3 separate regions of the Mus musculus genome follow, and all the other regions are linked to region 1. A link is a loop called in an ENCODE intact Hi-C map of the cell type or tissue named here. Cell type or tissue: heart. All regions are shown on one strand. Each heading gives the region's core, and the rest is flanking DNA. Links, peaks and the distances in the headings are about the cores only. Region 1 has its middle 41 kb from the start of Fam53a. Region 2 overlaps Uvssa (UV stimulated scaffold protein A). Region 3 has its middle 63 kb from the start of Nkx1-1.

Region 1 (10,484 bases), core at 1,284-9,283:
ATTTCTTCATGGTTCTGGGCCATTCACTGACTTGGTGGGCATCTTGAGTCTGGGGCACACAGTGGGCTGCTGCTGTCTGTCCTTGCTTACATACCACGTCCCACAGCTCTCTGCTGCTGGCACTGCACCATCTGAGTGAAGTGTGGAAATGTCCCTTTGTCACTGTCCTTTTGCCTGCCTTACTCAGCCTCTGTCAGGAGTTCTGTGAAACTCGTCCGGTTTGTGCCTCAAGGCTCACTCATGCAGGTTCTAGATTGTTCCCAGAGATGAAGAGCTCTCAGCAATCTCTGGCTGCTCTGTCCAGAGCCGCTTCTCTTCTCATTCACATTTCTTTGGTCACTCTTCTGGAGTGGTCTGTCAGTGACCAACCCCTAGCTTTCTGTTACCTGGGATCATCTTGATATTCTGAAAGATAGCATCATGGAGCGTCAGCATCCTGTGTAGATATAGACCCTTGCCTGCAGACATGCCCCTCCTTCAGCATCGGAAACAGCAGATCCTCGCACAGGTCAAAGGTGGAAGCACTGGAAAGTTCTCAGCACACAACCGGTGTCACCTCGCCAGGGAAAGGGCAAACCCTCAGCGAAAGCTGACACCGGAAGCATCTGCCTGGCATGGAGAGGCCCAGTGAGCAAATGGATGGGGCACTGAGAAGGTAGAGGCCTGAGCTACGCACCAACAAGACATGTGGGAAAACTGTCACACGAATTCCTTGGAAAGAAGTGAGGGCAAGCAAAGTCCTGAGAGTAGGTGGCAGAAGTGGGTCAGCCATCACCTTTGAGTGACAAACAGGGCAGCTGGGACCCTAGTAAGGAGTTAGCTGGAACTGAGCCAGGGCCTCAAAGGGCTGGCACTGAACAAGCAGGCATGAAGGATGCTCCTCCTGACACAGGCCGGTGGGCAAAGAGCAGTCAAGCTCCAGGGGAAACCAGCCTAGGGAAATTCTGTGCCCTGGATGCCATGAGGGGAGAATGAGACCAGATCCCCTGGTCATAGAACTCCAGGTCCCCTGGTACTCCGCTTTGTCTGGGTTATGAGCTGGGGCCTTACGGTAATGAGTAGTAGGCTGGAGTATGATCATGCTGTGAGCCTGGCATGATCTTGGCCATGGAGCTGTAGAATATAAAGACTGGCTCTTCCCTGGCCAGCAGCTTCCTACTGACCTAAGTCGAGTGCCTTGGACTTGACCCACAGTGGTGAGCCCTGAGCAACAGCATGATAGCCCTTAAACAGATACTATAAAGGGATGGAGACATCTGTGAAACACCAGACATTCAGAATGGGGCTGAAAGCAAGAAGGGGGCACCCAAACAGACCAGGGTCCCCCTGGGCAGCAGGGCTGAGGCTAGGCACACTCATGTGCTCTCTTCCAGTTCCAGCACCTTCTTACAACAAGTAGCTCATTGACATCAACATTGGCTGCAGCTGCCAATATAGGCAAGAGGTCACCATTGCACCCTGTGTGGGTCAGGGCAGCGGGAAGAGGCCTGTAGTGATGTGCAGGGGGAAGGTGGGGCAGGACCCAGAGTTCTACAGGATCAGCCCACACCAATGGCCTACCCTCTTTCCTTTCTTGTCCATCCGGGAACCATGGGAATTAGGGTGGATGGTGAATTGGGGGTCCTAACTAGGACAAACTCAGACAGATAGATAATAGGTCTGGGCAGAAGAGCAGAGAGGAAAGAAACCTCCACACTAATGCTGCCTCCTGGATTAGCTCCACTCCCTCTGAGCCATAACCATTTGGCTCTCCTCTCTTGTCTCAATGGCTCCACACTAATGTGTTATTAAGTGCCTTCTTGTTTCCATAACAAACCTTTTCTGTGTGTGTTCAATAGCTGGTATTGAGTGAAATGACTCTCTTTCTATAAGATATTCCCCAGGGCCCGCCTCAGGCCTCTCCTCTCACCTTGTTGGTGATTCTAGATATGAGATCTCAGGGATGTTTCCTCACAGAGTGGGATCCTTGGTGTTGTACAGGCTCACTCACACACAACCAACAACAGTAACACTGCCACCACCAATAAACCATCACGACACACCAGCATCCTTACCAATATCCTAACAAACAACAGCCCCACAATAACATTAACAACACACCCCCATCGATAATAGCACACCACACCACCATCACCACCAATAACACTAGCAATGCTAACACCTCCAGCAACCACAACAGGCCAGTGTTCCCACCAGGACGACTAACACCCACCCTCAATACCAATATCACTAACAACCAGAACATACTGCCATCAATATCACCACCAAAGCAGTGCCAATCCATCAACAACAGAACAATGCTAACTAAAACATCATCAACTCTATCACCCACACGCAACATACCAGCCACTGGGCATACCAAAGGTCCTGCAGATGCCTTGCCATCATGGAAACCTTGGGGATAACTACATCACTGGAGGCAACACTGCCCGTCACTGTGTCCCCCATATGGGAAATGGGTTCCAAACCCTGACAGGTGCCTTAGACCATGGATACACAAGCCCTGTATCCACAGAGATACAGAAATGGCTGACTCTGATAACAGGTGGTTACTAGGCAACCACGGGATGGCACAAGTGTTGTGGACATGGCAGGCAGAGGGTGAGAGGGCACGAGATTGTGCACAATCCCATCATGCCACTAGGCATGGGTCACAATTTAAATTAGGAATCGGCATTTCTGGTGTAATATTTTTTTCGGATGAAAGGCAACTTCAATTGCCACATCCTGCGTGGACTGGTCCTGGAGACCTGACTGAGGTGATGCAGGGATGAAGAGCAGACAGGCACACAGACACATGCACAGAAAAACTGGGATCTGGTGAGTTGCGTGCTCTCTGATAGAGATACAGTATCAAAAGTGTAACAACTGGGAAACTGGATGAGTTTACACCTCTGAATAGAGGAGTTGGGCTTGTTGTATACAGCTGAACAAGGAGGCATGTTTGGTTGATCTCTGAGGGGATTTCTGTAGTGGAGCAGCTCCAGGCTGCCATCATCCCAGAGGAGGAAGCGGTGGTTGGTGGTTCCTGCACACACCATCAACATTCCCATTCAGACAAGAGGAAGGCTTTGCCTCTCCCTGAACATCACCCAGGAAAGCTTGCCATGCCCCTGGATCCAAGACACTGCAGTTCTTGGCAAGACCCTGCCTGTGTCAAACAATCCACATTCTCTCAGGACCTCATTCACTCACCATGCTCAGGTAAGTGAGACCAGAAATGCAGAGCAGAAGACAAATGACAGACAGATCCCTGCTGGACACAGGTACCTCCCTGCCCAGTTCCTGTTCAGTTAGTAGGTCAGCCATGTGACCGAGTTCACATTGGAAGGGGCAGACACAAGGACAAAGGAGTTCCAACCCCAGGAGCAACTACATCTAGAACTGGATTTACCTCCATCGGCCAGTGCCTCCTGTGACCATGCAGCCAGAGCAGGAGGGATGTACAGAGCGGGGGCTCAGTGTGCATAATACAGGGGCTGAGTGTGCCCAGTGCAGGGGCTGAGTGTGCCCAGAGCAGGGGCTGAGTGTGCCCAGAGCAGGGGCTGAGTGTGCACAGAGCAGGGGCTGAGTGTGCACAGAGCAGGGGCTGAGTGTGCACAGAGCAGGACCTGAGTGTGCCAAGTGCAGGGGCTGAGTGTTCATAGAGCAGTGACTGAGTGTGCACGGAGCAGGGGCTGAGCGTGCACAGAGCCAGGGCTGTATGCTTTGCCAAACCAGCCATTATCCTCATCCAAAACCAAGCAGTAGGCATCGTGTTCGCACTATTGTAGCGATGGGTAACAAAGCACTGGTACCATAGTTAATAGCCACAGCGGTGTAGGTGCACAGCGGGTCACATGACATTTTGCCATCAGTCCCCATGCTGGGCAGTAGGAGTGAAGCTGGTCCAGCTGCCTACCTGGTGTGACAGGACTTGGAGCATTTTCCTCAGGACATGGCAGACAATGTCACACTGTCCCTGCTGCCATCACTGACAGGTGCCCTTCGGCCGTGGGCTTTCCTGGCTCTGCCTTCCACAGAGGGGGGTGCACTGAATGAACAGTGGCTGTGAGGCTGAGAGCCAGGGTTGCAACTGTGCCATACATAACAGGGCAGGGTCACAGGGCTAGGCAGCTTTGGGGTCTACGTGGCTGCCTACCCTGAGACTGGCCATCTCCCCCAGAGGCCTGGCCCACTCCTCTAGTGTGGTGGCGGCTGCACGGTGACCTTGTAGTAACCCAAGTGCCATCCGTCAGCAGCCGGCCGCCAGCCTCCGGAACGCCACCGCAGCTCATCTGAATTCAAATTACCCTGGGAGCTACACGCTGGTGCCAGCCATAACTCAGTACGAGGAGGAGCATGGCCGCCCCTAGATTGGACATCACCATACATTCCTGGGGCGTCGGACAGGGCTACTAATGAAAATATCAATCAAAAACTCGGCTGACTTAATGGTCAATTTAAATTAATTAATTGGAGAGGAGAAAAAAAAAAGTTGAGGAGGACAGCGCTGCTGGGCTCTGTCTCCAGTGGTAGTGAGACGCACTGGAACTGGCTAAGCACAGTCCCTAGGCAGGACAGATGCTCCATCCCAAGGAACCCACAAGGCATGTCCAAGGGTCCAGGTGCTAGCATTGCTGGGGAAGGGGTTCAGAGCCAGGACTTCCTGTCTCCGTGGCTCCTGTCCAGTTGTGAGCAGCCTGGATTTTGCAGTTTGCAGGGGTAGCCAGTGGACTCCTGCCAGGCCCCTCCCATCACCAAAGAACAGAAAAGCCCGTGCCCAGCAAGACTGGGGCCAGCTGGCACCATGAGCACTGGACAGTGCCCCTGGCCCCTCCTCCTGATGCCTGGTCAATTCTCTGTACCCTGTCTCTTCATCTAGAATAAGATGCCACATCACTGCCAGGACACTGCTGGCCGAGGGCTTACCAGGTGTTCTGGGTCAGTCCGCAAACGTTCTTCTACATATGAAGGAAGATAAATCTCCAAAAGACTGGCCCAGGGTTGCAAAGACACCAGAGTCTCGGCTGTATGGTATTCCTGAGTATCCCTGTTAGCGCCAAGCAAATCAGAATTTCGGTGAGGAGATGCTTCCACACACCCAGAGCTTCAAAGATAATTAGTGTCCGGACATGACCACCTCAGAGGATCTGAGCAAGTCACCCAGGAAGCCCCCATGGGAGGATCACCCCAGACACACTGGGACATTGTGCACCCTCATTGGTGGAGTCCTCCACGCAGACAGAAAGGTAATGGCACCCATGCATCCTTGCCATCCTGCAGGACAGATGAAATGACGCACCTGCCGGGAAAGATGCTGGAATCTGCACTAGCCCCATTCACATTAGGTGACTCGGGGACTTGACTCAGACACTTGGATCTGAGGGATTCGTGTCACTGGTTACAAAGCAGCATCACCAGCCAGCTACAAAGACAGGCTGGGACAGAGCAAGAATGGCTTTATCTTGGTGGAGAAAGCATAGAAGGACTCAGGACTGTGGGGACAGGAATTCCAGGGTCCAAAAGATAACAGAGCCCAGGACTCTCTGCCACCAACTGTCTCATTGTAGATCCTACCTGGGAAGAAGCCAGCTTTCTGTAAGGTAGGAACAGCATGGGATAGGACAATGCATCACACCAGGGAGCCTGGACTTGAACCTACAGGCTCCCACCCACCTTGAAATGACTCTGACAAACAGTCCCATCTCAGCTTGTGTGCTGTAACACCAGGCAGTGTCTCCTCATCTCTGTGTTCAGAGTTCGGAGCACGCAACAAAGAGTGGGGATTCCACAGGTCAGGGGTTTATACCTGGTGCCACACACAAGGGCTTCCTCCTCCCTGAACTAATGAACAGTCCTTGATGCACTGGTTTCCATGGATATGGGTAGGGGTCTCCTTCCCATCCATAGCGCTACAGGATGCTCTTGTGCTCTCTTCTAGGAAGCCTAGAATGCCTTCAGGGTGACCCTGGGGTCTAGACAAGCTAGGAATAAGGAGCCAGGCCCATGGAGCACAAGATTGGTGGGAACGACATATTTTTCTCTCCACCACAAAGGTCCAGAAAGTCAGATTACCCACTCAGGCTCTTGTTCTGGGGCACCGCAGGCTAGGCCAACTACAGCATGCCAAAGGCACAGGTACTGCCAGGGCTGATCTCTGCTGCCACCTAGTGGCTGCTGAGGGCAGAAGACTGGCCAAAGGAGGCAGAATCACAAGGCCTTAGCCCCCAGCCTAAAGTCAGGGCTGGGGCTAGCCAGGAAGGAGTAGGGAGCTGTGGAGGCCAGGCTGGCCTCTGGGCATGATCATTCCATCTATCTGGGGTCTTTCTGCCCTCAGCATCATGTGTCCCAGTGTTCATCTGCCATGGGTTCAGGTTCACAATGAATGACATACAACAGGGCCAGACTACAAGGCCCAGGCTCTTAGTTTCACAGTGGCATTGGGCTGGGCTATCACAGGAAGGGCCACACCTGTCTTCACTGTGTCCTCAGCCCACTGATGAGGGGTGGCTCATCAGAATGCAAGGATTCCTTTGACTCAAGGACAATCTTGTCACTCAAGGCCCCAAATGCCCTACTGCCCCAAATCCCCTTGACCATGCACTGTGCTCATCGGGCCTCTGCTACATCTGGAACATGCTGATCCAGTGCCCGACACAGCACAACACAGCCTCCTCCACCTTACCAGACCCTCCAGCAAGGGCCCAGCACGTCTCAGGCCTGGGACTCGCTTTAAAAACACTAATGTGGGGCCCTATGAGATGGCTCAGTGGGTAAAGGCATTTGCTGCCAAGCCTGATGACCCGAGTTCAAATACCAGGGACGCATGTGGTAGAAAGAGAGAACCAACTTCTACCGGTTGTCCTCTGACCTCCACACACATACACACATATAGTGTACACACACACACACACACACAGAGAGAGAGAGAGAGAGAGAGAGAGAGAGAGAGAGGGAGCCAGTGATGCTCACTGTATAAACCTGATGGCCTGGGTCCCATCCCTGGAACCCATGCAAAGGTAGGAGGAGAGACTTGGCTCCACAAAGTTGCCCTCTGACCTTTATATTCCTGCACACACGCTTAGTAAAACAAAACAAAACAAAACAAAACAAAACAAAACAAAAACAACAATAAAACCCCCAAACTACAATGTGTGGAAACATACATGTATAGGCTGAGCAAATCGTTTTGCAGATGGATCCAGATGGAAGGAGGTGCCCGGTGCCCAGCGCTGGGGCGGAGTTCTCCAGGGGGTTTGATTTTAGAGTCATTAGTGGGTTTCATTCTAGGGCAAAATGTTTTGGAACTGAGAAAAGTGGTGTCTTCATAGTCTTATGAATATACTATACTAAATGCTATTAAATTGAGCACTTTAAAATGGTTAATTTTACATTATAGAATTTTTAAAGTCTTAAGAAGACAGGTAGTTCACATATATAGCAATGTATAAAATTAATATCCCAGATCAGTGCGTTTCATATGTATTAGCAAAGGGGAGCGCCTGTGAAGTCAGCGTAACAGTCTCAAGATAACATCCGTGCTGGGGGAGATGAGTGTGACCCTTAACCTCAGTCCCACCCCTGACTTCCACGCTCCCTCCTTCTAAGAGGAAATGCCAACAGGTAGCAAGCCCAACTGTGACAGTCGTTCACAAGCAGACACAGCTGATCTTACCAAGGTGAGGGTTCTACTCAGAGGACATCACTGTCAGGCAGACGAGGTAATTAACCATCACATGTGACCCTGCAACTCTACTTCTAGGAACAGACCAAAAAGAATGGAGCAAGGTCTCAAGGAGACACATGCACACCACTGCTTACAGACTCACAATAGCCCGTCGTCAGTGTCCGTCATCAGTGGGTAAGGAAACTGTGTACAGTTTGATACCATATGGCTCTGCTTCAAAAAGAAATGAAAGCTAGGCACTCCCACGACATGTATAAACCCTGAGAAATTATGAAGAATAAAACGGGCCAGTCCTGAGACTGACAAATACATGAGGGACACATAATGGGGAGGGAGAGTGGGGTTCCAACAGCCAGGAACAGAGCCTGGTAATTGTAATGCACACAGTTAATCCCAGAACTCAGGAAGCAGAGACAAGTGGATCTCCCAGTTAGAGGCCAGGCTGGTCTACAGTTCCAGAACATCAGGGCTATACAGAGAAACCTTGTCTCAAGAAGAAAAAGAAAAAAAAAATGTTTAAAATGGCAAATTCTGCCATTACTTTCAATGTCTTTGAAAAGGTTATCAAGGCCCAGCCTGGTCTGTGGCATTGTGTGATGGCAACCCAAGATGTCACATGACCATCTTAGCTGAGAATAAAATCTCTTTGCTGAGAATAAAACCCCAGCTCCACTCACTATTTTAATTAACAAAATCAGGAGAGACTGAAACGCTGTATTTGACGATCTCCCTTCCATAGAGCTCTGTGGTTTAATGATGAGTTGCCAAACTGGAAGAAGGGCATAGGGCCCCCAGGCCAAGCCCATCTCTAACACATTCTGTGCAAGAGACCTCACATTCCTAGGTGGCCTCTTCAGGGTGAGCCAGTGACAACATCAAAGATGTCTGTCTTCTACTGAGTTTAGAGAATTTCTGGTAGTCCCTCCCTCAGCCCTGATCATGACAGTACCATGAGTCTGGGACCCGTGTGATGGGCACAGGTGCAGGCTCCAGCTCCAAGGTGGAGGCCACCCTGTCTTCAGACCACCCCAGATGATGCTGGATTTCACCAGAAACCCTCAACCAAGAGGACTAAGCTGGGGCTGGCAAGATGGCTCAGCGGGTAAGAGCACTGACTGCTCTTCCAAAGGTCCTGAGTTCAAATCCCAACAACCACATAGTGGCTCATAACCACCTGTAACGAGATATAAAGCCCTCTTCTGGTGTCTGAAGACGGCTACAGTGTACTTATGTATAAAAATAAATAAATATTTTTTAAAAAAAGAGAGAGAGAGAAAGAGAGAGAGAACTAAGCTGGAGTGAGTCTCACAGGCCCTGACTGGGCAGCTGTAGGCTCACAGGTCCTAGGACTCTACAGATGGCATGTTCACCCAAAGCCACAGTTCATTCTGCATGTACGCACACACATGTGCTTGGATATGGATGCAGACTGTACCTGAGTATATAAACATCTACATAGTTCCACAGATACACACATAGTATATTGTATACACAGAAACACACGCACACATAGACCCACATGCAAACACACAGGTACATAAAAGTATGCAGGCACACACAAAGTACATACGAATGAGTTTGTGGACCCTACACAGAGAGAGGCAGGCACACACGGCCACCATCTAGGCCCATATTCATGGCTTTGTATGTAGAGCCGTGCAGTGTATAAACATGCATGTTCACAGAAGCACAAGGATGCACATGATACTTGCATGCATGTACATATGTGTTTGAGGGTCTATCTTCCTGCAAACACACACAGCTCTCTATAGACATCATTATTTAAACCAAAGCAAGAAACCTGAAAAGTTCAAGAGAGGATCTAAAAGCTAAAGCCAGATGGTTTGGAAACTGGGAGATGCTCTCCTAAATTATTCCTAAGGCAGAGAGTTAATAAAAGGCGGGTGACAGGCAATTTTACAATTATACTGGAAGAGCAACTGCACGTTCGTGGAGCAGCTTCAGGGAGTTGGCGGAGAATTCACAACCTTAAATGTTTTTATTACTGAGCAAGAGCGACTGAAAATAAATGAACTAAACATTCGACACAAGGAGGGAAAAACAGAACAATAAAGTAAATCCACAGGAGGCAGGAGGGGGGTAAAGATAAAGGCGGATTAATGAATTGGAAACAAGAAAAATGGGAGTGCCTGTCAGTAAATCCAAGAGCTGGTTCCTCTAAATAAATAAATAAAATAAACAAACCTCTGGCCAGTCTAATTCGCAAAGAGAGAGACGCACACAGAAGCCCACAAGGATGTGGAGAGGGAAGTCAGAATGGCAGAGGAGATTGAAAGTGACAGGCTAATACAGTTGACATTCTTGACAAAATTGACAATTTCAAGACAATATAAATTACCAAAATTAACTTAAAAATACATTTTTAAAAAGTGCAAGCCCGCAAATGCGGAACAATGGAAAGAGGTGTATTGTTAGGTTCCAGCTGGTGGGCTTGCGTCCAGACCAACACAACACAGGGGCAGAAATCCACCCCTCAGAGCAACCTCTGCAGGATCTAGTACCCCTAAAGGGGCAAAACCCAGCTAGGGACCAGGGAGAGGCTCTGCAGTGGGCAGTGAATGGCGGATGAACCAGCTCAACATCCCCCTCTAGGGGCAGATTGGTGGCTACTGTGAGGGGTGGGGCTTCTTCCTGGCTGTGCAGAGGGCTGGAGGCTGAGGACCTGAGGACCTGAGGACCTGAGGCCATGGTGGGCACCACCTGCCTGTCTGCAGCCTTGATCCTGGATGATGATGAGAGGGGCAGAGTTTCTCTGTGCAACCAGAATCCTTGTTTAGGTGTTGGAAAGAGAGCA
Region 2 (8,000 bases), core at 1-8,000, 190 kb before region 1:
TCTTGCTGTGTTTAGAATGACAGCATGTTACAGACAGCATTGTGTTTGTGTTTGGCCGTGGATTTCAGCCTTGGGCTACAGAGGTGTTCGTTCTCTCTCTCTCTCTCTCTCTCTCTCTCTCTCTCTCTCTCTCCCTTCTTCCCTCCCTCCCTCTTTCTCTCTCTTTTCTTTTCTTTTTTTTTTTAAAGATTTATTTATTGGTTATATGTAAGTACACTGTAGCTGTCTTCAGACACTCCAGAAGAGGGAGTCAGATCTTGTTACAGATGGTTGTGAGCCACCATGTGGTTGCTGGGATTTGAACTCCGGACCTTCAGAAGAGCAGTCGGGTGCTCTTACCCACTGAGCCATCTCACTAGCCCTTCTTTTCTTTTCTTTTCTTTTCTTTTCTTTTCTTTTCTTTTCTTTTCTTTTCTTTTCTTTTCTTCTTTTCGTTTTTCAAGACAGGGTTTCTCTGTATAACCCTGGCTGTCCTAGAAATCACTCTGTAGACCAGGCTGGCCTCAAACTCAGAAATCTGCCTGCCTCTGCCTCCCAAGTGCTGGGATTAAAGGCGTGTGCTACCACTGCCTGGCTACAGAGGTGTTTTCTTGTTCATCCATCCATCGTTGCTGAATCAGGTATCCTCATAGGTACATGTGTTCACCATGTGGGATATGGTTGAAAGGGCCTGGAGCTCTCCAGATTCCACAGCTTCAAGTTTGTGTCTCTGAGGCACTGCACCTTGCCTCGTACTCATCCAGGTGCTAGAGAGGTCCTTTCTAGAGGCCCTGCCTAGCAGGGCTTGTGAAAGAAATGAAGGACCTGTCAAGGAAAGGCAGAATGGCAGGGGTCACTGAGACCCTGGGACTAAGGTGAGGGCAGTCCTGAGAGAAGAGGCAAGAGAAGGCGGCTCTGCGAGATCTAGCCCTCTGGGTGGGAAGCCATGTCTGCATGGAGCCAGAATGATTGAGATTAAAGACTGTTTTCTCTCAGTGTCTGAGACCAGCTAGGAGTCACGTTTCCAGTGGGTTTAATGGCCTCTGCTATGTGTCCAGCCTCAGCATCCCTCTGTGACTTTCTGTCTTAGTTTGGGTTTTACTGCTATGAAGAAACACCATGACCAAGGCAATTCTTATAAAGGACAACATTTAATTGGGGCTGAGTTACAGGTTCAGAAGTTCAGTCCATTGCCATCAAGGCAGGAGGCACAGCAGCATCCAGGCAAGCATGGAGCTGGAGGAGCTTAGAGTTCTACATCTTGATCCAAAGGCAGATAAGAGAAGACTGGCTTCCAGGCAGCTTGAAGGAGGGTCTCCAAGCCTACCCCCACAATGACACACTTCCTCCAACTAGGCCATACCTCCTAATAGTGCCACTCCCTGGGCTGAGCATATTCAAACCACGATACTTACTTTGCCTTGTTTTAGATGGTCTGAAGGTTCAGGAGAATGAAGACAACCTTGCTGTGCTCCATGCTGCTCGGGACTCGCTCAAACTCATCCAGAACAAGTTTCTGCCAACTGTGTGCTCCTGGGTCCAGGTGAGGCAGGGCATTCGGCCTGCAGCAGTGAACTTGGGCTGAAAGCCCAGGCAAGGCAAGGCTGTGGAAGGCAAGAACACTGTCCTGGGTGGGAATGAGCATTCTCCCTCTCCCTGGCACCCTGTCTCTTCCTACAGGAAGGGGCATGGGCTGTCTGGGGACTGTCCGGAACCATTGTGAGTCATTCTTTGTTTTACAGCGGTTTACCCGTGCAGGGACCTACAGTGCACATTTAAAACAGGCCATTGACCTGAAAATGGAACTGGAACTTGCCCTGAAGAAGTATGAAGAACTGAACATTGAGCCTGGGAGAGGACAGAGGAGCAGGGTGAGTTCAGTTCATGGAGCTGAGGCTGAAAGGTCCCAGGACTCTCCACTCGGCCATTTGAACAGTCAGGCGTCATCAGATTCAGAGGATTCTGGCTTTTTCCTTACTAAGTTCTGTGATGGGAGTTTCAGATCAGCCTCTCCCAAGAGAGGACCCATCTGCTCTTCTTGGCTTGGGATTCTGTCCTGTCCCTCAGCAAGTCTTCCCATGAAGTCATTCATGCCATGGTCGCTACATTCCTGCTGTTGGTGTCTGTTCAGCCAAGGATACTTTGAAAGTACTGAAAACCCATGTGTCAAGGGCTCCTCCCGAGACCCCCAAAGAATCAGGCTGTGTTAAATAGGTGGGGACTTCTGGGGAGTTGCTAGCAAATAGGGACTCGTGTCTTTGGGCAGGTCGGGCAAAATAAAACCTACAGAGTGCTCAGGAGCAGTCAGAGATGAGCATGAACACCGTGCACTTTGGGTGGAGACCTGAAGACTGCCTGTCTGTTAGGCCAGGTTGTTTGTGAGCAACAACAGGGTACTCTCATGATTCAGGGGGCTGGCAAGGTACTGTATCTCCCCAAGTGAGGATCTGGAGTTAAAATAGATCAGAGAGGGATACATGGGTCCTTTTGCTGAGGCTAGAGAGATGGGAGTCCAGGCAGGGCCAGAGAGAGGTGAAGAGGTGTAGGCATGTGTTCTGGGTGCCAGTTGTGAGCAAAGACACAGTCCTGTAGTGACCTCGGGGTCACAGAGGCCGTCCATGCGAGGTACGCTGGAACTGGCTGGAAGGCAGAGTACATTGCTGCGCCTGGAGGAGGCGCTGCCCTCGGAGGAGTAGGAGTAGAGCGCCTGTATCTGGGCTACATGGGACTGGCATTCTGCATAGGTGACCACAGAGCTGAGGGGATGGCTGGTCTTAGGGGAGTTGGGTCTTGGGATTTAGTTGAAAGACACAAAACTGTCACAGTCCAGCCTCTCTGTGTCACCCAATTCTTTCCAGAACTCCAAGCTCATCATCATCCCATGTTTCTCTCAGCTCTCAGTTTCTCTCAGTTTTAACGTGTGTGTGTGTGTGTGTGTGTGTGTGTGTGTGTGTGTGTGTGTGTGTGTGTTCTCTCCTTGTACCATGTAGGTCCAGGGACAGGACTCAAGTCCTTAGCAAGTGCCTTTTCCTGCTGAGACATCTCACTGGCTCCTCTCAGCTGGTTTACAGAGAAAACAGACATCAGAGCTGCCACATCCCCATGGACTCCTGTTCTGAACCCAAATCCCAAACCTGAACTGTGAGCTTAGTCCCTGACCTTGCCTTAGTGCAGAGATTTTCAACATGTGGGTTGCGACCATTTGAGGGGTCAAATGGCCCTTTCACAGGGGTCACATATCAGATATCCTGCATATCAGATATTTACATTATGATTCATAAGAATAGCAACATTACAGAAGTGAAGTAGTAAGGAAACAACTTTTTGGTTGGGGTCACCACAACACAAGGAACTGTAAATGGCAGCATTAGGAAGGCTGAGAAGCACTGCCTTAGAGGTTAGTGGTTCAACTGACCTGGGCAGTCTGACTTATAAATTCTATTTTGGAAAGTAGCTTTGAGGTGGACTTAACTCTGTCTTTACTGAGGGAAAGATCGGATTTGAAGCCATCCATTGCTCCAGCCTAAAATCAAGAACACTCCATGTCTAGCACCATGTTGACCAGTCTGTGGCAGCCAGTAGGTACATTGAAGATACAGTTCAGGTGCTGGAGCCAGAGGACACAGGAGGGAGCTCTTGACTTTTGCAGCTGTTTGATGGTCCCAGCTTTGCAGAGGTCGTGTGTGATGTGGGCCAGCAGAGGGCGACCTCGCTCCTCTTTCAGTCAGCCAACGTGCTTGAGTTTATGGCAATCATGGGAATACAGTGCCATAATTGAGGCTGTCTGGCAGTGTGTGGTATGTGTCGTTAACAGCTTATGAGAGTTACATTTTGTTATGTTACCTAGCTAAGTCAACTTTATTAATTTTGAGCAATATATTTACAGCGGAGAACATTTCTATAGCCACGAGGAAAGTGACAACTCTGGCCCTCACTGCAGCTGTCAGGAAGAGTTTGTTTTCTCTCTAAACTCAGTGTCCGTAGTCATCAGCGATCAGTTTGGCCAAGGCTGCGCCATATGGGGCTACCTTTCAGGGTGACCTAACAACCAGCCTGTGACGTGAGGCCACGTCACTATTATGTTGTGTACCCCATTTCCTCCCTGAAGAACTCATTCTGTGGGACAGTCACCTTGCTAGAGGGCCTTGGCAGTGTAGGAACATCCCTGGATAGCTCGTACTCCAGGGAGTGACCACAGAGCTCTGAATACTCTTGGGTAGTACAGAAGGGTTTTGCCAGGCCTAGGTATTGCTAGCCTGCATTTCCTTACTGGGACCAACAGCAGTGTTGGGGCTGGCAGGACTGCAAGCCCTAAGGGTCTTAGCAACCTGGCTGTTCTCCTTGCCTTGCAGCTTTGTCAGGAAGGTAAAGCTGGGTGGTGGTGTGTGCTGTTGCCTTACCCTCGTCTCTTATCTCCATATTTCCTGACTGCTGAGTGGTTGGCTGCTAGAGGAGACCTGGGCAGTCTTCTTCTGACCTACAGGGCACTCATGAGGCCTTTGTGGGTGATGGTGAAGACATGCAACCTCCTGGGTCAGGGTTCTGCGTTTAGTTCAGCCAGCTTCAGGGGCAGCAGCTTGCATTCCCAGAGCCCAGGTCAAAAAAAATCCATGTTGTGTGCTTATACCGCAATGTATGGTAACAGCCATGCATTCAAGGCAGCTGAGTGGAAACTGGATCTGGATATAGAAGCTTGTCTTCCCAATTACTTGAAAGGCTGAGGCAGGAGGATCATTACTTCAAGACCAGCCTTAGTTATAGAGTGATTTGAAGGACTGACTAGGCAATTTAGCAAGCCCTTGTTTCAAAATACAAAGAGTCCTGGGGATTTAGCTCAGTGGTAGAGTGCAGCTTAGCATGTTTGAGGCACTAGGTTTAATCCCTAGTATTACACCAAAAAGAGACTAAGTAGCTTGCCCTGACTCCTCTTAGCTGTCCTAATCCAGCTGCAGTCCTAGATTTCTGTTGTGGCGTAAGGGGTATTGGGCTCATAGTAAGTCATCACTGGTCATAGCATGACTATGTCAGTACTTTGGCTGCCAGGACTGAGGGCAGTTTCACTGGCCATCTCCTAACTCCCATGAGACACAGGCATGAGAGTGGAGACCCAGCACTGTAACACTGTGAATGCAGTTTTTCTGTGGTACACAGTGGGCATTCAGGTTGATGTGATACCCAGGGTCTGTCCTCTTTCCACTGTCCACTCAGTGGCTGCTAGCCTGTTCCTACCCAGATTAGTACCCCTTGTGCATCTCAGCAGATAGATGGCAGCCTCACAGCTGAAGCCTGGCTACTTCCATTTGTGCCTGCAGGACCTGCTGTGAAGGCAGGCCCTTCACGGTGTTATGGGAGTCCTCTGGTCACATACATAGGTCAGCACATTAGCCCAGGCCTGAGAAGGTGGTAGCCCTTGGATTGATGATGCCCTCCGTCCCTTCAGTAGGAAGGCAGGTATTGCTCAGCGCTGCTGTCAGTTGAATGGACACTTCCCAGACCTGTCTCTACAAACTGATTTTTAACGAAAGGCACTGTTCTGAAGTCCTTGGAGATTTTGCTTGCCGCAGCTGGAGAGCGAGTGAGTCGCTGTCTGTAGATGAAGTGATTGGCGGCTCCCGGTCTGTGAGTGGCAGCGCCCAGGCTCAGGTGAGCAGTGCTTCTCAGAATAGATACAGCAACTGCCTATCTGCACATCGCCCGCCCTTCCTGCAGCTGGTGGGCAGCTCCTTGCAAGGTTGCTGCACCACAGTGTCTTGTGGGGGAAGGGCATGGAGAGGGCTAATGAATGTCTATGTTAATTAGAGCTGTTTTAATTAGAAATCATGATGAGGTGTTCACTAATTTCCAAATAAAATTTACGGAGGGTTGAAATCATTTCCTAGTGTTTCCCCATTTAGCACGGGATTGGCATCGTTAACTCCTCATGTAGAACAGGCTGAGCGAGGAACACTAATTCAATAATGCATGATTTAAACATTTTAGAACTTCTAACAAATGTGTGAGATTGAAACAAATACAGTAATGCCAGTCATAAACAGCAGGTGAGACTTGGTATGGGTGCAGGCTGTCTTTGGAAGGCTGGGTGGGGACAGGCTGCGCTGGTCCAGCCTGTTCCCCCCTGGCATCCATGGAGTCCAGCCCCTTTGAATGTTGCTATTTGTTTCTGTGCAGTATTGCTTTCCTTTTGACACAGATGGTCTGTCTTCAGAAATACTTAAACCAGTTTAAACACGTCTAAGCATTTGCCTTACAGAGTGTGCTCCCTTCAGCTCAGTTTGAAGGCAGGCTGGGGATAAATCTCGAGCGGATCAATGTGCAGGGCCATTTGGTCGAGTTGGTTTCCACTGCTCTGTTACAGAAGAGCTGTAGTAATCCATGGCGGCCTCATTATTTACACTGATAAAAATCCTTTGAAAACTTTTAAATTGCCTGCCTTTTCATTATGTAGCTCTGATCATGGTTAGCTTGTATTGTGTAATTAACAAAATACGAATTCTCACCAAGTGGTGCTCAGAGCGGTGACTTCAGACATCGGCAAGTCTGACTTGTCAGCAGCTGGTCTTCCTTCCTGGACTGTTGGTCTACTTGTTCATGTGATTATAAATGCATCTTTGTGCAAGTCAGTCTCGTGGGCCATGTGGCAGCCACCCTGATGGATCCATGGTCTCATCTTCGCTCTCTTGCAGCAGTGGGAATCCGTCTGTTTGGTGCACGCTGTGCAGCGTTGCTTGTTTTCTGGGTTGGGTGCTCGCCAGCCTGCCTTTCAGATCAGTCTCACTCCCAGGCTTATGGGTGCTACACTGGGAGCTCCCCAGGCCCAGATCCTCCCCTGCAGGAAGGCTAAGTTAAGAAGGCTCCCTGGGCTCTGCAGGATTTGCTTCTTGTAGGTGAAAAGGACAGAAGCAGAAAACCCAGGGAATGAAATGTTGAACCGTCAGGCACACTCGGGGAAAGCAGGGAAACTAAATCAGCCTGCGGGACCTTGTGCAGCAGCAGGGCCCGTAAACAGCCTCCTCCTCAGGGCTATGCTCCCTCCATCACACTGAAGGCCAAGCACGCCCAACAGCAGAGAGTTGGGAGGGGTTTGAACACAAGTTCTTATGAGATCAGCTCACAAGGATGGCAGAAAACAGCTCAGCAGCCTCTGGACCAGCCTATACCCTCCCACCCTCCACTGTATGAATCTAGTCTTGGTTTCCCTGGCTCCAGTGTCCAGCCCAATCATTTGTCTTTCCGGAATGAGCTAGCTCTCAACACCTTCTCACATGTTACCTCTTTACTCTAGGAGTACCCCTATTAGATTATTTCCTCCATTTTACAGTTGAGAAACCAGTCCAAGGATGTATGAGTCCTGGCCCCTCCTGAAGCCCTAGATGGAGAGGATGCCTGATGAACATGGCCCAGTATCTTTGAGGCAGGCCACACAGCATAGCATGGCCTCATGTTTCCAGAGGCTAGCCACCTGCTCTCACCTGAGGTGGGAACCAAGGCACAGAGAGGGACCTGCTCTAATCCTAGAAGGAAGCTGTTAGTTGTAGGCCCAAACAAGAGAGGATATTCTTCTCTCTTGTGTGGTTGGCCTTCTCTGCAAACTCCTAGGAAGAATGCTTAGTGCTTTCACATTTCATTGGATGTTAAAGTGTGGAGTTCACATAACCTCATTCATGATAACTCTCCCTGCCTCTGATCATTCACACAGCCTTGTCATTGAGAGCATGTATATATGGTCCCCAGAACAGGCTAGTTACATTAGAAAACCCAGAGCACCTTGCCGGTGGCCACCTAGGCTACCAGCCCTCAGTTTGATTGACAGCATCTGACTCCCTAGCTGTCTTGCTAACTTTTTGTTTGGATCTAGCTGAGAATTCTAGCCTTAGCCTTGCTCCGGAAATGGACTTCTAGGCATATGTGTCCAGGTTTCTTGCCTCATACTATGTAGTAGGCTAACCTCAACCCTTGGGCCCCACTTCTAGGAAGTTCTCTGACAGTGGGGTTCTTCGTCAAACTGAATTCTCAAGGGTAGG
Region 3 (10,484 bases), core at 1,213-9,212, 92 kb before region 1:
TGTCGTGGAGAATACAGTGGCAGGGTGTGGCCACCCTCAGAGCATGAGCCTCAGTGCCAACATTTACAGAGGGCCCAGCCTTCCTTCTTGCCATTCCATCCTGGACAGGCTCTAACATACGAGGACACTACCCTCCTGTCTGGATTTCCTCCTACCCACCTACCCTAGAGTACTTACTGCTGCACCAGGCTAAGACTCTCTCAGCTTGGTAGCTGTTCATCCCATGGCTTCTGAGAACCAGGAGAAACAAGCAAGGCCAAGGCCTTCAGCAGGCTGGAGATATTTCTTGGACAGAGAAAGGGCAGGCCCAGTCTCCACCCCCCAGATACACAGGGTCACGGATAGTGACACAAAGAGCCCCAGGGTAACTTCAGGCTTGGTCTGTGATCCCCACAGGTGAGAGGTTGAGACAGGGGGATCTTGGTCTCTAGACCAGCCTGGACTATACAGTGAGATTCTGTCTCAAAAGAGTTTTATGTAATATAACGTACACAAACAAATTCCCATCTTTGAAGCCTATGGTTTCTGCATGATCTGCAGTGTGAGCAGCATACGCTCTGACAGGGTCTCTCCAAGCCGGATGTCCTCAGCCACCACCTGACTCCTCTCAGCGACCACGGCCCCCAGTGCTTCATCTAGGATTTTATGCAGACTTGGCCCTCTAGCCTCTTTGGCTTTGGACTTTATCCCTTGTAGCATTCAGAGCAGCATGGCCTGGTGGTCAAATCTTCTGTGGACAGACATCTGGGGAATCTTCCGGGTCTTCCAGGTAAAACCAAGTGATGGTGTGTCCCTTTGATACCAGGACTACTGAATCAAGTGATAGATGAACATGTAGCTTTTTAAAAATTATTTTCTGTTTATATGTATGTCTCTGTGTCTGTATAAGTATGCCACATGCGTGCAGATGCCAGCAAAGGCCAGAAGGCGTCCTCTGGAGCTGGAATTAGAGGCAGTTGTGAGCTACCTGGTGTGGGAACCAAACTCAGGTCCTCTGGAAGAGCAGCAGGCGCTCTTAACCATTGAGCCATCTCTCCAGCCCTTGTATGTGTAACTTTTAAAGAAGCAGCCCCTGGGCTAGAGAGATGGCTCAGCAGTTAAGAGTACTTGCTGCTCTTTTCAAGGATGTAGGTTTGAGTCCCAGCACCCACACTGCAGCTAACAACTGTCTGTAGCTACATTCCAAGGGATCTGACGCCCTCTTCTGGCCTTCATGGATACTGCACAAGTGTGGTACGCAGGCACGCAAAAACAAAATACTCATGCATAAAGTAAAAATAAGTAAATCTTTTAAAAAAGAAAAGAAATGGCCCAGACATTTACTTAACTTCTGTGCCTCCCAAACTGTCCAGTAGCATGCAAGTGAGAGTCACTTCTCCACTCCAGTGGATGTGGTTGGCATCTAGTTGATGCACACACTTGAAGTCCCTGATGATCTGTGATGTCAGGCGCCTCTGCACATGCTCATTGCTATCCATGAACCATCTGTGGCGAAGTTACTGCGCAGAGGTCTCGGCGGTGGCTCAGAGCTGAGCTCCGTGCCCCGAAGTGTGGGAGCCCTGGCTTCCATCCCAGCACACACACACACAGTACTGCTCAAACCTTTTATCTGTTTCTAGCTCTTTTTTTAAAAATTGCCTTTTGAATTTGAGTTAAAAACTGAATGTGGCAGTGCACATCTTTTATCCCAGCACTCAGGAGGCAGCAGCAAGCTGCTCTTGAGTTTGAGGCCAACCTGGTCTATATATTGAGTTGCATGATAACCAGGGACACATAAAAAGACACTGTCTTAAAAAGCCAAAAAAAAAAAAAAAAAAAAAAAGGGCTGGAGAGATGGCTCGATGGTTAAGAGCATCGACTGCTTTTCCAGAGGTTCTAAGTTCAAATCCCAGCAACCACATGGTGGCTCACAACCATCTGTAACAAGATCTGATGCCCTTTTCTGGAGTGTCTGAAGACAGCTACAGTGTACTTACATACATGATAAATAAATCTATTTTTTTAAAGCCAAAAAAGAAAAATATGAGTTAAAATGAAGAAAACATTAAGTTATGCCAGGTAGTGTTGGTGCACGTCTTTAATCCCAGCACTTGGGAGGCAGAGGCAGGAGGATTTCTGAGTACGAGGCCAGCCTGGTCTACAGAGTGAATTCCAGGACAGCCAGGGCTACACAGAGAAATCCTGTCTCGAAAAACAAAACAAAACAAAGAAAGGAAGAAAGGAAGAACGAAAGAACGAAAGGGAAAGGGAAAGGGAAAGGGAAAGGGAAAGGGAAAGGGAAAGGGAAAGGGAAAGGGAAAGGGAAAGGGAAAGGGAAAGGGAAAGGGAAAGGGAAGGAAAGGAAAGGAAAGGAAAGGAAAGGAAAGGAAAGGAAAGGAAGAAAAGAGAAAACATGACGTTAACCAGGTCAAGTTGTTTAATTCTGTAACTTTTTTTTTAAGATTTATTATTATACATAAGTACACTGTCGCTGTCTTCAGACACACCAGAAGAGGACATCAAATCTCCTTATGGATGGTTGTGAGCCACCATGTGGTTGCCGGGATTTGAATTCAAGACCTTCAGAAGAGCAGTCAATGCTCTTAACCACTGAGCCATCTCTCCAGCCCCTCTGTAACTGTTTTTAAAGTATATTCACCGATGAGGTGGCTCACTGGTAAAGGACTAGGCTGCCAAACGTGACAATGATCTAGGATCACCAAGCCTGAAAATGACCTCAGTTTAATCTCTGAGATCTCCAGTCTCCTAGAAGGAGAAAACCAGCTACTCATGAGTTGTCCTCTGAAATTCATATCACGGTATACACACATTCGCACATATGTAGGCACACAAAGTAAGTGTAACTAAGATACTTAAGTATGCTCAGAGTATTATAACCATCTTCACAGCCTCTTTCCTGCTAGGCAACCACTGCCCTCACTAACCCTGCCTAAGCTCCACTCTCTGGATCTCCTGTTCTAAAATCCAGTGCAAATCAGGCAGCGTGCAGATTTGTAGCTGGATTCATCTGTCGGTGTGTTTTCAAGGGTACTGGTCCTAAGCTCCTACACTCCTTTTCATTGCTGATTAGTATTCCATGAGTAGATTGCCTCTTGTTCCTCATTCACCAGCGGATGGACAAAACTGTTCATTTTGGGGAAAATAATGCTCTCCTAAGGATGAACGTGACCCAACCTGGCCAGCCCCAAGCCTTACCTGCTAGACTTCTCTCCAGACACTTGCTCTGCTCTGACACCTGAAAATTTCCCAACACCCTCTCCCAACATGAAAGCATCCCGGGCAACTCCCGAACCCCACAGCCAGTAGCTGTCTGCAGTGATGGGCTTGCAAGGGACTGCTCTGGCCAACTTCCTCCTACCTGGTGACTGACTGGCCCCAGGGTGGGCAACTGAAGGTCACCTGTCAAATCTTGCAGATATTCCTGCAGTGTTCAGGAAGCCTGTGGCCACAGAGAGCAGACCCCCCTGTGGTCCTGGGGAGCAGATGGTTACCAGAAACAGATGTCTTTGATCTCTGTGGCATGGCCATAAAGAACATCCTTACGGCAGTACTGCTACAGGCACAGACGCTATATCTACAAGTAACAGCGCCTAAGGAGTGCAGATGCTGGGTTGTGAGGCGTGGAGGTGAGAGGAGGCTAGGGGCAAGAAGAAGGACTTCCAGGCTTCCCACCTCATCTGTGCTCCAATCTTCACAGTGAGACAGGGCCTGGCTGTCTGGGGCAAGAGTGCATCCCCACCCTTGGGGCAAAGGGTTTCTGTTGCGACAGACAGCATCTCTGTGGGCACAGGCTTCACTCAGGGCAACATCCCAGCCAGGCACCTGCCACAGCAGGGATTCACCCACCCTCAAGGCTTGATTTATAAGGTGCCTTGTTCCGGGTCATTTGCTTTCTCCAAAGGCTGCAGAAATCTAATTGCTCTTTGAAGGAAAAAAAAAAAGCTCCAAATAAGTCGGTTAATTGCAAGTGAGCAGTTCCTCGAGTGGGCAGCCACACTGGCCTGGAGATGAGCACACGGGTGGACTCTGAGGGGGAGGGTGGCTGCTGCCCGGTGGGAGGGCTGGGTGGGCACAGCCAGAAAAGCCTGCCTGTTCAGCTGGTAGGAGACCAGTGCAGCCCAGCAGAGAGCTCGGTGTGATGCAAAGGTTAAAACTCTCTCTGGAGACCCTTCTGGCCTGGCGGTTAATTGGAATAACAAAGTCAATACGTGTGGCTGCCAAGGGACACAATCTTCGTTTGATCTCTCTCCTGGGCAGATTAATTAAGTGTTATCAATTAATGGCCCTGGTTAAAGGGGACACATGTTAGCCACTTTCGTAGGCAATGCAGGCCTGAAGGAAAGCGACCTGGTTTCTGTGGGTAGTGGGAGGGGATGATAATGGAGGTTGGGCTGCTCAGTCATCCATGCCTTCACGCCCTCACACCACAACAGACAGACATTCTCCAGCAGATCACTTCAAGCCTTCCTGTGTTCTCAGAACCCAGTGCAGTGGGATGGGGCAGAGGGGAGTCCAGGAGGGCATCTGCTACCAGCCCAGAGCTCCACCCAGGGCCAGCATTCATGGGTAGATACACCAGTCCCTGAACAAGACACAAGGTCTGCTCACAGATCCACAGCTTCTGACCGGGCACAGGGTACCTCACAGGGCAAGCATGCCTTTGCTCCAGCTGGCCCTGAGCCACTGTGAGCTGGTCCCCAAGGAAGCAAGAACAGGCATAGGCTGCTCACCAAGCAAGGTGAGCGCCACCTGGTGGCAGCTGGCTCCCTAGCAGAGGGGACAAGGCTCTTGAATGAACAGGGCTAAGGAGCCAATGTGGGTACCTGCTCTAGCCATGTGCAGCAGCCTTCCAAGACAGTCCCAATTCTTCTAAGTCCCCGCTTAGACCTCTGGGATCATGGTGAGCCATCACACTTGGAGTCTGGACAATGAATATTATTTGACTGGGATCCTGTAACATCTAGCCTAACGGGAAAGAGGTGGAACAGTGGAGTCAGCTTTAGCCAGGTCTCAGAGAAGCAGTCATGGTGTTCAGGAGGAGGCTACTTCTCCTCTGTTTTCTGCTGGCCCAGGCAGTGAGGGTGTTCCCTTCTATGTGTTTTCCAGGGAAGATGGGCATCAAAGGCCCATCTCCGAGGGAAGATGGCCATCGCAGAGGGAATCAGTTTGCCGATAAAGTTGAAGAAACTTTGCCTTGCGCCTGGGCTTTGTCATCTGCCAGTAAGGAGGCCCATGCAAGGTAAGGCACCTTTCAGTGGCTTTCTGATTATTATGGTGCAAGCGTATAAAGCACTGCAGATCAGAAAGGGATAGCAGGAGTAATAGTAAGGCTATGATGGCATTGGTGATGTCAGGCACAAGGGTAAAAGCATGGCAGTGACCATGACAATTGAATTTGGTGATAACGGTGGTTATGGTGATGGTGTAGATGGTGCTGATAGTGAAGATGCTGCTGCTGCTGCTACTGCTGCTGCCAATGGTGATGGGAGCATTGTTTATGATGGTGGTCATGAAGATGGTGTCGATGCCCATGATGGTGATAATGGCGACTGTAATGGTGCTGGTGCTGGTAGTGATGGTGGTAACCGTAGAGATGCTGATGGCAATGATGATGACTGTAATGGTCCTCATGATGGTGGTGGAGATGATGGTGGTGCTGATGGTTATGTAGTGTGTTGGTGATGGTAACAGTTGTATTGATTGTCTATGACAAATCACCTGAAATCACAGTGGCTGAAAACAAACCTTATGTGGCTGCAAACTTTGGTCACAATTAGGCACCCCAAGCTGACCTGTGGCAGAATCCCTTCCCAGCCGCCAGCAGCTCATGGTGTTCATTGTCTCTCGGCCACACTGTTCCTTACCACACTGACCTGTATGAGCCGCTGTCTCCCACCAGAGCCAGTGGTAAAAAAGACAAAAGACACGGGAGAGAAGAAAGGGAGACCTAGAGCCGTATCCATGACGGAGGGCAGTCTGTTTCATAACCCACTTCAGGAGTGACACCTTCCTGACATATTACATTGACAATAGAGTGGCCAGTTGCTGGGGGACATCCTGATAGCTGCTACGGAAGGGGTGTCGAGAACAAGGAAGAAGCACTGAGTGGCTGGCTTTCACCCCTGACTCCTTACCTGTCAGTCTATGCAGCCAGGTTTCAGCTCCCTAGAAAGGAAGACAAACTTGGACCTCACACCTGGGGCCTGGGCCGTCTGACATACAGTGTGCTGTGGGAGACTTGCCTTTTCCTCTGAGACAACTTGTAGATGTCACGTTCCAGAACCCAAGCCTACCACCGGATCCCACAGTCTGCTATCAGAGGTCCCCATCAGGGCACCTGTTAGGAGGAAAACTGAAGGACCAGGGACTCAAGGGCATACTGTGTAGGGCACTGGTGGACAGGCTGGGAGGAAGCTGAGGCTGTCCCTGGAAGGGACCCAGGCTGGGAGCCCTTAGTCACAGCCACCCCTCCCTGACTCCCTAGAATAAATTCCCCTAACAATCCCATGCTGTAGTCCCTGAGGGATGAACACAGAGTCCCATAATTCTCCCAATGGGACAGTTTGTAATAAACTTGCTTCTAAAAACATATTTGCAAGTTGCCACATTTTTTAAGCAGAACAATCTCCACTGCGGCTCTCCGTCTCTGTGATGAAGTGGCCGACTCCTGCACATGGATCCTGTCACAGAGCCACCCATGCAGGGGAAGTGCACTCTTCAGTAGCCCTCTTCAAAAGCGCTGCAATGTGTGACTTATGGCTCTTTAAGTAGTCCGCATCCTGCAGGTGACAGGTGCAGTCTACACATCAGGCAAGGGCAGAGTGCCAGGCTGGCTCTGTAGAGAACGGCGTCTGGGTGATCGGAAGCTACTGGGCAACAATGAGACCACTGCTTCCAGTACCCAGTGGCTCTCTGCCCCAACCTCAGCCCTGTCCAAGCCTACCCAGAACCTCTTGGGATTTGGGGGTGGGAGTCAGCTGGTTCCAAGGGTCTCAGATAATCAGATGATACAGTGTTAGGGTCCAACGGCAGGACCCCTGAAATATCCTGGCTCTATGTCTGGTTCCTCACAGCTCATCCAGGGTCTCAGGACCCCTGTTACCTGAAATCCCACCACAGCCTTTTCCCTTGTGAATGTCACATGGTGACATGTCACCCGGTCTCAACGAAACTTGTTTCCTACAATGCCTTAGCAATGGCCTCTCAGAGTCTGTCCTTCCCCCTCCATGGGGTGAAACCACCCCCACACCTTAGCTTTGCTTCAGAGATCCCTTTGCTGGAAGCTCAGGATGGTAGGGCCTCCCACACTAGAAGGATGATTTCAAGACCAATCCTCACCTTCTTTCATGTCAACGGTGTGGACATACCTGGGGTTGGGACAGCCAGGTGGGGACACTCAGGTGACCAGGGTGAATGACCACGGAACTAAATGAAACTGAGCTGTCTGCTTTTCTTTCTTTATTTGAGATAGGGTCTCACTGATAGGCTGATCTGAAACTTGCTGTGTAGGTAGGCCTGGCTGGCCTTGAACTCACGGAGAGCAGCCCGCTCTGCCTCTTTTTCCCCAGTGTTGGGATTAAAGGTATATGTTACTGCATTTGGCCTATACTGTCTACTTTTCCGTGTCTACTGTCCAGAGAAACTGCTCTGGGTACACTGAGCAGGTAAGGCTCCAACCTTCCTCGGGCCACTGTCCTGGCCATCAGCTCCACCTGACCAACTGCTATCTAGGTACAACAAGGGCAATGCAGCACTCATCACCTTCCCAACCAGCTCAGCTGGCCAGGGGCCCATCCTGGGGAGAGAGAGAGGTGGTCCAGTGCTTGGGCAGCCCTCACTCCATCTCTGTTTCTTGTCATAACCAGTGACCTTGCCCATTGGTGTGGTACATGTCTGCATACGCTAGACACCTACCCCAGGTGCCAGTAGACAGTGGGAATTACCGTGACAGCAGGTGAAGCCACGAAGCATCTGTGGACAGGATAACTGAGAAACACGACATGGACGCTATGCAGTGGAACAGTACTTGGGCTTTACAGAGAAGGGAATCTGATGTGTGTACCACAGCGCATGTGCAGGTTACCCTGAGGACACCGGTCCGAGAGTGTCACAGAGTTGTAAGAAGCCATGGCTGTGTGCATTCAACACAGGTCTATTCTTTGGGAAACCGGGTGGATCAAATGGGGTGCGGCACAAACCTTCAGATGCTACACACCTCCAAAATGGGGCTGTAACCAAACAGAACGCACCGCGAGTAAACAAGGTTTGTGAGCTGACACCCTGGAAACTGACATAAAAAGAAGAGGAATTAATTTGGGAGTCACAGTGTGTTTCGGTGACAGGAAGTACTTCCCACTGCCCGCCTCTTCTGCAGGCTCCTCTTAGGTCTGACTCTGGGCCAGTGCTAACTGCCTATAGCATGGAGACCAGGGCCACCCTGAGGATACTGCCTGGCTGGAGGTCCTGGAGGGCAGGGGTCTACCTTACCACTCTGACAGAACCTGACTTCTGCTGCCAGAGGTATGCGGGTTTTCTCCACAGAATTTTGGGTCAGGTAGGGCTAGGGACAAACAGGAACCCAGAGTGTCTGGGCACCCTGAAGACATAAAGGCAGAGAAGGGCAGAGCGATGCTGTAGTGAGGGTACCCTCCTAGGGGCAGGTATCTGGGGCAGCATGTGGCCTTAGAGGCAATGAAGATGACCTCACCTTCCCACCCAGCTCTTACCTTCTACAGCCATCTCCAAGTTCCTCAGTAGGCTCCAGGTTTCCACCCACAAAGCGAGCACCAGGACCCCATCCTGCTTGAGGGGCAGGCAGGGTAAAACACAGCTCTAGGTGGCCCGTGTATGCATTGCTGCCCCACAATCTTGTACCCACAGCCCACTGGCCTCTTCTGGGGTGGGAGCCCACAGAGATATATTAATTATATTTCTCTCACTAATGGGCTGCTTACTTTATGATGTGGGGACACAAAAGTAAATTTTAAAATCAATTATACAATTACATATGTAGCAATAACAGAGTACACGGCTAATCCCCGCCGGGTCAGAACAGCAACCTTCCAATAATGCAGGTTTCATTAGGGGAAGGGCTGTTATTGCCAAGAATTACAGAAATAATGGGAGTGGGTGTATTCAGCGAGAAGTAACAAATGAGGCTGCTCTGGAGATAAGACGCCGAGCCGGCTGCTCACGAGCACCGTGGAGGCCGAGTACATCGGGGGTCACTAGCGCCGGGGAACAGGAATTAATTTTAGACGCTTCCTGGAGCCCAGAGGGTGGGAGAGTGGGGGCTTCTGTTGAGCCCAGAGGTGGGAGGACCGGTGGGAGCGAAGCAGAAGCCCCTCACTCAGCCACACACACACCCGCCCCTTTCTAGGGCTCTCAGGCTGTAAGCCCCTCCACTACGTATACTGCAGCAGATCAGTCCTTGCTGCCACACGCATTTGTGGTCATTCCTGATCTCAGGGGTCAATGTTAGGTGCAGGGTGGGGAATGTCTCTAATATGTGCCCTGGTCTAGATCCGAGGAGGCCAGGTGAGCCACTGGAAGTGTGCACAGTAGGGATAGGCCTCCGAGACCAGCATGGAGCTCTTCCCAGGTTTAAAGGTGGGCCACCACCTCAGGGATTGTTTCCAGGAGGGGGTTTCAGCAGAGTCCAGTCTGCCAAGCAGGCAGCCAGAGTAGCTGGAAGGGCACTGGCTGTGAGGTGGCGCTCTCCGGAAGGCAGCCCACCTCCACACAGACCTTGTGATGGTCAGGGCAGCAACCATCTTCCCTGATGCCCCGCCCCCGGAAGGAGGAGGGGCTTTGGCAAACAGTAGCAGGTCTCCCAGTGAGCTGGCACCTCCCGTTTGTGCTGAGGGGACTTGAAGCTTGGCCACTTAGAGAATCACCAAGGCCACTACTCAAGGGTCTCTGGGCTGGGACCAGGGCTAGCGGAACCAGCCTGCTCCATATGGTACCCGGAGATCAAGCTGCTGGGTCTCTAGTGAGACATCTTCCCCCGTAATTGGAGCAGGACTGAGGCTAGGACCTTTTGCTACAGGGTCCTTAAACCAGCTCCTAAAGGGTTTCCGGCAACACAGAGAACCGTGGCCAGAAGCAAGGGCCACATTGCTGCCTTGTCCTCAGAAGCTCACACACATCCTCAAGTCATCCCCCTGTAAGTGAGGGGTGAAACTAGAAGACCTAAGTAAAGCCAGGGCAGCTTGGGGAGACTTACTCTCTCCCAGCCTCAGAGGCTGCTGCAGGCATCCCAGATTGCCCCCATCCCCCCTCACATACACACCAGTGGCTGCGGCAGGTGGGTGGCTCGAGACAGGACAGAAAGAACCGCCCAAGTGCTTCAGAGTCCTAAGTGATTACGAGAGGCCACCGGGTTACCATGCATGTAAATGAAGCCAAGACAGCCCATGGATCAGGCCTTTTCTTCCAGGCGCCAGCAAAGAGACTCTGATAAGGGGATCTTTGTAATTACACGG

What was found. Peaks named below come from ENCODE experiments on the same cell type or tissue, not always from the same donor. Only the 100,000 strongest peaks of a DNase experiment are listed, where the experiment ranks them.
Region 2: it touches region 1 in a loop (7-fold over the local background); 33 of 42 quality-filtered maps call a loop at or near these places.
Region 3: it touches region 1 in a loop (10-fold over the local background); 6 of 42 quality-filtered maps call a loop at or near these places.

Annotation. Positions count from the first base shown.
Region 1 is chr5:33,583,542-33,594,025 of GRCm38, forward strand. No RefSeq gene overlaps it. Among named protein-coding and RNA genes, the nearest start is that of Fam53a, 41 kb to the right of the region's middle. In heart, for the core only: no CTCF peak of the experiment used is centred there; a DNase peak (open chromatin) is centred at 6,100; H3K27me3 peaks cover 750 bases.
Region 2 is chr5:33,390,335-33,398,334 of GRCm38, forward strand. Uvssa (UV stimulated scaffold protein A) reads left to right here. Exons shown (of 14, transcript NM_001081101.2): 6 at 1,410-1,522; 7 at 1,722-1,850. Among named protein-coding and RNA genes, the nearest start is that of Uvssa, 16 kb to the left of the region's middle. In heart, for the core only: a CTCF peak has its summit at 3,664 (motif pointing right); a DNase peak (open chromatin) is centred at 3,667; H3K27me3 peaks cover 485 bases.
Region 3 is chr5:33,491,609-33,502,092 of GRCm38, forward strand. No RefSeq gene overlaps it. Among named protein-coding and RNA genes, the nearest start is that of Nkx1-1, 63 kb to the left of the region's middle. In heart, for the core only: CTCF peaks have their summits at 1,215 (motif pointing left) and 4,749 (motif pointing left); a DNase peak (open chromatin) is centred at 4,763; H3K27me3 peaks cover 3,751 bases.